2 separate regions of the Mus musculus genome follow, and region 2 is linked to region 1. A link is a loop called in an ENCODE intact Hi-C map of the cell type or tissue named here. Cell type or tissue: heart. All regions are shown on one strand. Each heading gives the region's core, and the rest is flanking DNA. Links, peaks and the distances in the headings are about the cores only.

Region 1 (4,351 bases), core at 1,113-3,612:
CTGAAAAGACAAGCAGAATGATTACTTTAAAAAGCCCGATATGAGAAGGATTACATGAGTCGTCCCCTGTAAAGTGTTTACAACGGTGCCTGCACAGCGAGTGCTCAGAAAAGATGAGGCAACTGCTAACTCCTAGTTTTTGCTGCCTGCTGCCCATCAGAAGAGTTCCGTGAGAAAAATAAGCAAACTAGAAAAACCTGGGCGTGCCCAACAGCCTCTTACCAAGATGATTGAAATAAAATCCTTTACAGTATGGCATGTGGCAGTAATAAAATTTGTAGCTGTGGCAGAGGAAAATGTGATCACAAGATAAAGGGGGAGGCCCGCCTGCCGTACCTTCAAACTGTAAGTCATCCACAGCTGCCATTCAGCCAGAGGCTCTTCTCCCAAGGGTAAGGTAGAAAACGTTCCGGGGTCTAAAACAAAGAAATATGTAAGCTTAGGAAAATGGAACACTCTGCAAAAAGAATTCATAGTAAAAGAATTTTGAGAGCCAGCTGTAGTGGTAGTGCATGCCTTTAACCTCAACACTGTGGAGGCACATCTCTGTGAGTTTAAGGGTGGCCTGCCCCACATAGTGGGTCAGAAACTAAAAATGATTACTACCATCTCTTTATCTTCTGTGGCTATGGGATTCAGTTCTTTCCTTCTACCTTAGGGACCCAGAATGGGACTAGGACCATGCTTGGGGACAGCCACCTTTACCTGCTGAGCAATCCCTCCCCCCCACACACACACTTGCCTACTCTTTCAACGGGGACTGATAGTTTATATAACTATCACAGGTCATACAACTTGATATTTATATTAATATAGCTCAGGAAGAGAGTTGGTATAGAGCTGAGCAGCCTCTCGGAGTTAAAGAAGAGGAGTGAGCTGGAGAATAAGGGAACTGCACCTGGGAATAGAGTATGTGACGGGTGAGAACTGAACACAGGAGAGTCGAGAAGCACTCAGGACTCTGTGAGTGGATGTCCAGCCCAGCCTGTGATCAGGACATCTGTGAGCGGAATCCACCCAGTGCAGGGAAGAACCATCCAGAGCGACACTGGACAGCCTACAGAGGAACCGAAAGCTGGTGTGGTAGCTCATTTGAATGTTTGCCTAGCAAGTACAAAGTCCTGGGTTCAATACTCAGGACCTACAAAATCTGGTGCATGCCGGCGATCCCAGCACCTAGGAGACGGAGGCAGGAGACTGAGTAAGTTTAAGGTTATCCTAGACTATCTGGTGAGCTCGGAGACCATGAGTTAGAAGAGTGTCCTATCAACAAAAAGAGACTGGCTGCGGGGGACACTCGCTGCCGCGTGAATGTTTAGGGGCCAGATGCAGCCTGGAGATGGAAGAAAATGGAAGGGGAGCCTAGGGTTTGGGAGAGGTGGTGGGGAAAGCATTCCAGTGCAGCCGGCTTAAGGTCCCAGACAGACCTGGGTTTGAGTCCCGATTCTGTTGTTTCTCTGCTGTGTGTGCGCTCCTTGAGGCTCCCCATCTGTAAAATGGGTTCGTGAAGGTGTCTAAACCATTCTATAAGGTAGTGCGTGTAAGGAGCTTAGCGAAGAGCCAGGCAATTAGTAGCTCTTAACTGTTAGCGACCCTGCAGTCAGGGATCTAGGGATGCACAGACAGGGTTTGGGTGGTGGTGGGGGATGCTTGAGCAACAGAGGACAGGGAGGGTAGGAGATTCCCCAACTGACCCAGAAGCCCTGACGCCCTCACCTCTCAGGAAGAGGTCCAACTGTCCAGGAAAGGTTGGGGCCTGGGATGCTCTGCACTGGTAGCCGGTCAGTCCAATCCCGGAAGCCGGAGATCCGGGGGAGGGTGTTAGATTTCTCCGCCTCCTCCGGGCAGAGCACCGCCTCCTCTCTTAAAGCAAACGCGGTCACCCAGCGAAGACTCGGAAAACGCGGAAGACACCGGAGCGCCAAGTAACTCGGTGCTGAGTCCCGCCCTCTCGGTGGTCTTAAAGAGACAGGCGAAGTGGGGCGAATTCTCAGGAGTTCGGGAGTGTTTTACTCATTGTTTATACGTTTTACTTATGCAAAGAGAAAAATGAAAAAGAAAAAGAAAATAGGTCACCAGTTCCTGGTTTCTCTGGCCATGAAAACTTAACCAGCGAGGAAGGCACCATAGCAGATGGCTTGTGAATCAAAGAAGTTCTTTTGTCACTGTTCACAGAGGGCTGGCCCCTCAGCTGTACCACCTAGGTGTCTGACAGTCACCTCGAAAACAGCAGGACTTAACAACATTGGCATAGTCTGGCAAGCGACCTTGTGGTTTGCTTCCTACCTGGACCTCCAGGCTTGGAAAACTGTCTCCCCCTGCCCATAGGGGATGCTATCGTCTCCTCTGGGACTCCTGTTGCTCTGCTAATCCCCTGGGCTTCACCCTGCTTTGGCAATGCTTGCCTGAATTCTGTTTGCTTATCTTTGCCAGCCTGTGAACACTGAGAACAAAAAGATCCGGAATGGTTCTAGTCTCCGGGTGGCCAGTACCAGCCAAGGCAGTAGCATACAATTACTGTTCACAGTATTCTATCACGGACTGAAAGGGTCCCTAGACAGTTTTTGCTGTCTGGGAGGGAGCAGTGTAAACAGCAGACACTTGATTCACAGCTCATACAAGGAGACCAGTGTCTTTAGCTTCACCTGCAGGGTACTTCCAATTTGACTTCTAACATACTCTGAATATCAGTCATGATTGATAATGTTTTTTTTTCTTTTTAAAAAAAGAGTTGCTTATTTATTTTATGTATGTGAGTATGCCACTGTCTTCAGACACACCCCAGAAGAGGGCATTAGATCCCATTACAGATGGTTGTGAGCCACCATGTGGTTGCTGGGAATTGAACTCTGGATCTCTGGAAGAGCAGTCAGTGCTCCACTGAGCCGTCTCTCCAGATAATGTTTTCCTAACTGGCAAGCTGTCAGGTGTAATAACACACATTAGTTAATATAATTCATATGGAGGGGCTTTGTCTATGCAGGACCTCCAACTCTCAGAACAATGCTGCAAACCCGAGGGGGGCGCCCTTATTATATAAGGGGGTAACTGGGCTCAGAGTGCATGTGGAGCACTGTTGTTGAATGTCCGGAATGAACATCAGCTTATGAACTCAGACGTGCAAGCATGCCCAACACCTCTTCTGTCTCACATTCGCTCATTTGCTGCTAACCTCACCCCCACTGATCTTACTCCAGCTACAGACCCTGAGAAAAGGCCACCCCAAATGCTCGCTATGGGCTCCTCATCTTCTTCATGACCAAAGCAACTTGGCAGGGAAAGAGTTGACGTGGCTTACACGTCCCAGTCCTAGTTCATCACTGAGGGAAGTCAGGGCACAACTGTGGAGGAATGCTGCTTACTGGCTTGCCTTCTCACACCACCCGGTACCACCTGCCCAGGGGTGACACAACCCATAGTGGGCTGGGTCCCACCACATCAATCATCAATCAAGAAAATGCCCCACGGACTTGCCTACGGGCAATCTGATAGGGGCAAATGCTCACTTGAGAGTCTCTCCTGGGGGGGCTTAACCCAATGATGGGGTTCCAGGCACACATAACCATACCTAGCCCTTTATGTGGGTGCTGGAGATTCGCACTCGGGTCCCCATGCTATGACCCACAAGTCATCCCCTCAGCCCCAGTACCCAGCCTTTGGAACCAGTGCACCCGAGTCAGAAAGCAGCGGCAGCCCCATGGCTGGTGATACAATGGGTGGGACATGGGGGGAGGGGCAGGCTGGCAGCATCACAATTCCTAAAGACTCTGAGAAGAGATGCACATCGAAGACAAGGTGCTGAGGCCCTGGAAGAGCAAGAGGCCAATGCTGACAATAGTTAAGAAACAGACTGGGTGCCGGGCGTAGTGGCGCACGCCTTTAATCCCAGCAGAGGCAGGCGCTGCTTGAGACAGGGTCTTGCTCTGTAGACCAGGCTGGCTTTGCATTCATAACGATTCCCCCTGCATCTTCCCCCTAAAGTGCTGGGATTAAACTGTATGATACCGTGCTTAGCCTGCAGACTAGTTTTTCTTAGCTTTATTGGAAGCCCTGAGAAAAAAGGGTCAGAGCAGCCAGCTGCCATCTTAAGGCACATTGTGGACACCATAGTGTCTCTGTAGAAACTTTGAAGGAGACTTGTTATGTTTTGTTTTGTTTTGCTTTGCTTTGTTTTTTTTTTTTTTTCAAAAAAAAAAAAAAAAAGCTGCCTGAAAATCAGTTTATTGCTAGGAGGGCCAAGTGTCAAAGAGTCCCCAAGGCAGTTTCTTAGTCACCTCCATCAAAGTACCAGCACACACAGGAGAAGTGGAAACCTGAGAATTGGATGTAGACATTTGGGTAGAAAAGCCAT
Region 2 (4,351 bases), core at 599-3,098, 53 kb before region 1:
AGGTCGTCCTGCCTCTGCCTCCCAGGACACTGGGCCATCACACCTAGCTGTGTATATAAGTAGTCTTCTAATGATCTGTCCTGTCATCATACATAATCCCTGACACACTTACTGATTTTATATAACAAAAATGACAGTTCTGTGAGTGCAGAAATGCAGAGAGTGAGTGCCTTTACGTAATGTTTTAATGTCAATACAGACAGTAATTAAAAATCACCACTTACCTGACAGCCACTGTATAGGGTGGAATAAATTGATGCTGCTTAAGACTATAAAGGCTGTGATGCAGACGGGTAGAAGCACTACTGACCAAACGATGCTGGTAACTATCCTCCAACCCAAAACCTAAAATTAAACACAACTCTTCAATCAAGAAGTCAGTTACTCTAACTCAGACATGCAAATCCTGCTTCTCCATTTAGGCTATTAACATGAACCACTACTATTTGCATTCTCTTTACTTCTCTCCTTGCGCCCACTCCCCACCCCCCAAACACAGAATGGATGCAAGGAGGTGAGCTCTCCTTAGCTGAAGCCTAGAGTAGGCTGTCTTAAATAAACCATGAATATATGCTCGGTTTAGCGTCTCCCCAACCCCAGAGTCTGCTAAGGCCACATTCTTTCAACACAGAGCAGCCCTTCCCGTTTCCTAGCCCAAGGAATCAAGCCATTTATTATGCATTAGCTCGAATCACTAACCTTTTGCTCTACAACTTTTCCACCAAATTTCCATTCGGGCCATCCCAACCACGCTGACAAACTTCCACTTCGGACTCCAGCTCAACACCCCAGACCTAACTTCCACTCGGGGACGCCCACACACCCTTGCACCCAATCCCCGAGGCGGTCAGATCCCTACACGCTATTCCTAAAGCGCCTCCAAGACAGGCCCCTTTAGCCAAGCGCGCAGGCACCGCCAGAGAGGCAGGGAGCGCCACGGCTCGCTAACTCACGCGCCAAAGGATGTCCCGCGGCGACCCGCCGGCGCAGGGCCCGCTCGCAGCCGTGGCCATGGAGATGGCGGCCCCCGCTCTCAAGCGTGCCGGGGACAGAGTGTCCGCCCGCCACCACTGTTCAAAGGCAGGAAGGCCCCGGGAGGACCCAGCTGGGGCTGCCCGGTACGCTGCCTGGGCAGGGTTCTGCAAAGCCGCCAGACCATCTCTCCGCAGCTTCGCCTGAACAGACTCAACCGGCCAGAACTTCCCCGTAGCCACATGCCTCCAGGTGGGCTGTGACTCGAGGAAGCGTCCTCTGGAGTCCAAAAAGTCCTTCCGAAGCAGGGTCCATCTGGGCGTCAAAAACAAAGGGCGACGGTGCTGCATGCTGGGAACTGTAGTCTCGACGACCCCTGAGAACCAAGGGGAAGAGGAGCGTTGCATTCTGGAACTTGGAGTTCCAAAGTACAGGCTCGCGGTGTAACGAGAAGCAAGTTGGGGTGTCCTAGAACTGGAGTTACAGTTGTTGGCTGCCATGTGGTTACTGGGAATTAAACCCGGATACTCTAGAGGAGCAGCCTTTTACGGGACTCACCTCCCAGCCCCTCCCTTTCTCTTCTATTTTTTTCTTTCTTTTTTTTAACTAAAGCTGTAATAACCACTGGGAGTGAAAAGGTTGTTATATCACTTTTTCTTCCAGAATGCCATCTTTCTTCTTCTTTTTTTTTTAAAGATGCATTTATTTTATTTATATGAGTACACTGTAGCTGTCTTCAGACACACCAGAAGAGGGCATCAGATCCCATTACAGATGGTCCTGAGCCACCATGTGGTTGCTGGGAATTGAACTCAGGACCTCTGGAAGAGCAGTCAGTGCTCTTAAGAGTTGAGCCATCTCTTCAGCCCAGAATGGCATCTTTCTAAAAGTGAAACCACAGGATACTGAAGCTGCCGTCTTAATACTCAGTAACTTCACTGAATTCCTTTTATTAAAAATAAAGTGTTTTATTGATAAGAAAGGTATGTTTTGGTTTTTAGCTTCAGCTATTAATACTTGTTAAGTGCAGCATCTTGATCCTCACAGAGCCTCTATTTCTTCAAGTGTAAAATAAGGATAAAAACACAACATCCTGTTAATGGGGTAAAGATGTAAATACTATATACTATAAGACAACTATTGAAGGCTGGGGTGTGACTGAGTTGTAAAATGCTTTCCTGATATATACCAAACCCTACAGCACCTCCCAAAACATGGCAGCACTCAAGAAACTGAGGCAGGAGGCTATAAAGCTCAAAGCCATCCTTAGCTAGTGAGTTTGAGACTAGTCTGGAATATGTGAAACAGCTGTCTCCAAAAAGAAGATTACCATTGGTGGAGAGGTAGCTCAGCTAGCTACATAAGCATGAAGACAAGAATTCAGTACCTGGACTCCAGGAGGAAAACCTGAACATGGTGCTGGACAGGTGCTAGGCAGGTGCTGGGCAGGTGCTGGGCAGGTGCTGGGCAGGTGCTAGGCAGGTGCTGGGCAGGTGCTAGGCAGGTGCTGGGCAGGTGCTAGGCAGGTGCTAGGCAGGTGCTGGGCAGGTGCTAGGCAGGTGCTAGGCAGGTGCTGGGCAGGTGCTGGGCAGGTGGGCAGGTGTTGAGCAGGCAGAGATAGGGAGCTCTATGAGGCTTATAGCTAGTGAGCCAAGCCTACTCTGAGCTGTAGGCACTTGGGAGAAACAAGGTGGAGGGAGCCTGAGGAACAACACACAAAGTAGACTTCTGGCTTCCACACCCACATGCACAAATGTGCACACATACAAACACAAACATGCACACATACAACTTCTCACTGGCTCAAATTCCTCTCTCTGATTACTTTTGGCCTCATCAAAAACCTAGGTGAGTAGTGCTAACAGCTTTTTTACAATGCTAACATTCAACACCCTAGGAAGGCAGAGGTAGACATGGTGTCTTGCTCACTCTGTATAAACTCATAGGCTACCGAGAGAAACTGAGATGGCACAAGATACTCTGTACTGTTTGCTAACAATGGCTTCTTGGCTTATTTAAGATATCATATTAACTTCCAAAATTACATTAATACCAATCACACCTGAGCCAAAAGACAAACTGGGATTATACTTGGTTGATCAAGAATAAACCTGTCAAGAAGAAATCTTTCCAAGTCACAGAGAAAACTTTTTTGTTGTTGTTGTTGTTGTTTTTTTTTTTCTAGACAAGGTTTCTCTGTATAGCCCTGGCTGTCCTGGAACTCACTTTGTAGACCTGGCTGGCCTCGAACTCACAGAGATGGGCCTGTCTTTGCCTCTGCTGGGATAAAATTCATTCACCACCCGAGTCTGGCTTCAGTCTTCACTTTTTTTTTTTTTTTTGGTTTTTCGAGACAGGGTTTCTCTGTATAGCCCTGGCTGTCCTGGACCTCAATTTGTGGACCAGGCTGGCCTCGAACTCAGAAATCCACCTGCCTCTGCCTCCCGAGTATTGGGATTAAAGGCGTGCGCCACCACGCCCGGCCAGTCTTCACCTTTTAATCCCTCCCTCCATTCATCTGCCAGGATTCAGGGTGTGGCTGGGAACTAGGGTCATATTGGACCACAGGAAGAGGGTCACAACTGTGGAAAAATGAGCCACTGAGCTTGAAGGAAACCGGTATTTAAAGCAACCACAGCAGTCCGAAGGAACCTGCCTTCACCTCCGCGGTTAATCTACACAGGAAAGATGAAGTCTTCAGAGTCAGGATAGTTTACTTTTTATAAGATTTCTCACATTGCTTTGCTTTGCTTGGACTTTTGAGGCTGAGTCTTGCCATTAATCCAGACTGGCCTCAGCTTACCCCAGTGCTAACATTCCAGGCCTGGACAGGGTGCCCTATTTTTTATAGCCTTAAGTCATCTTTTGAAAGATGTTTGCCGGGGCTGGAGAGATGGCTCAGTGGGTAAGATCACTGACTGTTCTTTCAAAGGTCATGAGTTCAAATCCCAGCAACCACATGGTGGCTCACAACCATCCATAGTGAGATCTGACACCCTCTTCTGGTGTGTCTGAAGACAGCTACAGTGTGCTTAGATGTAATAATAAATAAATTGGGGAGCTGGTGAGATGGCTCAGTGGGTAAGAGCGCACCCGACTGTTCTTCCAGACTGCTCTTCTGAAGGTCTGGAGTTCAAATCCCAGCAACCACATGGTGGCTCACAACCATCCTAACCAGATCTGACTCCCTCTTCTGGAGTGTCTGAAGACAGCTACAGTGTACTTACATATAAATAAATAAATCTTTAAAAAAAATAATAATAAATAAATCTTAAAAAAAAGAAAGATGTTTACCCTTTTTGTCTGACTCTGTCTCGCTGCTTATTGTTTCCAGAGTGCTTGTCACATTAACAGAAGCCCAAGAATGCTTATTTAATGG

Evidence for each region. A loop is a pair of places that touch in the nucleus more often than their neighbours do. Peaks named below come from ENCODE experiments on the same cell type or tissue, not always from the same donor. Only the 100,000 strongest peaks of a DNase experiment are listed, where the experiment ranks them.
Region 2: it touches region 1 in a loop (7-fold over the local background); 4 of 42 quality-filtered maps call a loop at or near these places.

What each region holds. Positions count from the first base shown.
Region 1 is chr4:107,311,828-107,316,178 of GRCm38, reverse strand. It overlaps Yipf1 (Yip1 domain family, member 1), which reads right to left and starts at 1,816. Exons shown (of 10, transcript NM_145550.3): 1 at 1,717-1,816; 2 at 337-416. The coding sequence starts at 367. In heart, for the core only: a CTCF peak has its summit at 2,314; DNase peaks (open chromatin) are centred at 1,838 and 2,408; H3K4me3 peaks cover 1,580 bases; H3K27ac peaks cover 1,569 bases.
Region 2 is chr4:107,364,751-107,369,101 of GRCm38, reverse strand. It overlaps Ndc1 (NDC1 transmembrane nucleoporin), which reads right to left and starts at 1,055. Exons shown (of 18, transcript NM_028355.4): 1 at 954-1,055; 2 at 225-345. The coding sequence starts at 1,013. In heart, for the core only: a CTCF peak has its summit at 1,688 (motif pointing right); DNase peaks (open chromatin) are centred at 1,091 and 1,301; H3K4me3 peaks cover 1,078 bases; H3K27ac peaks cover 1,042 bases.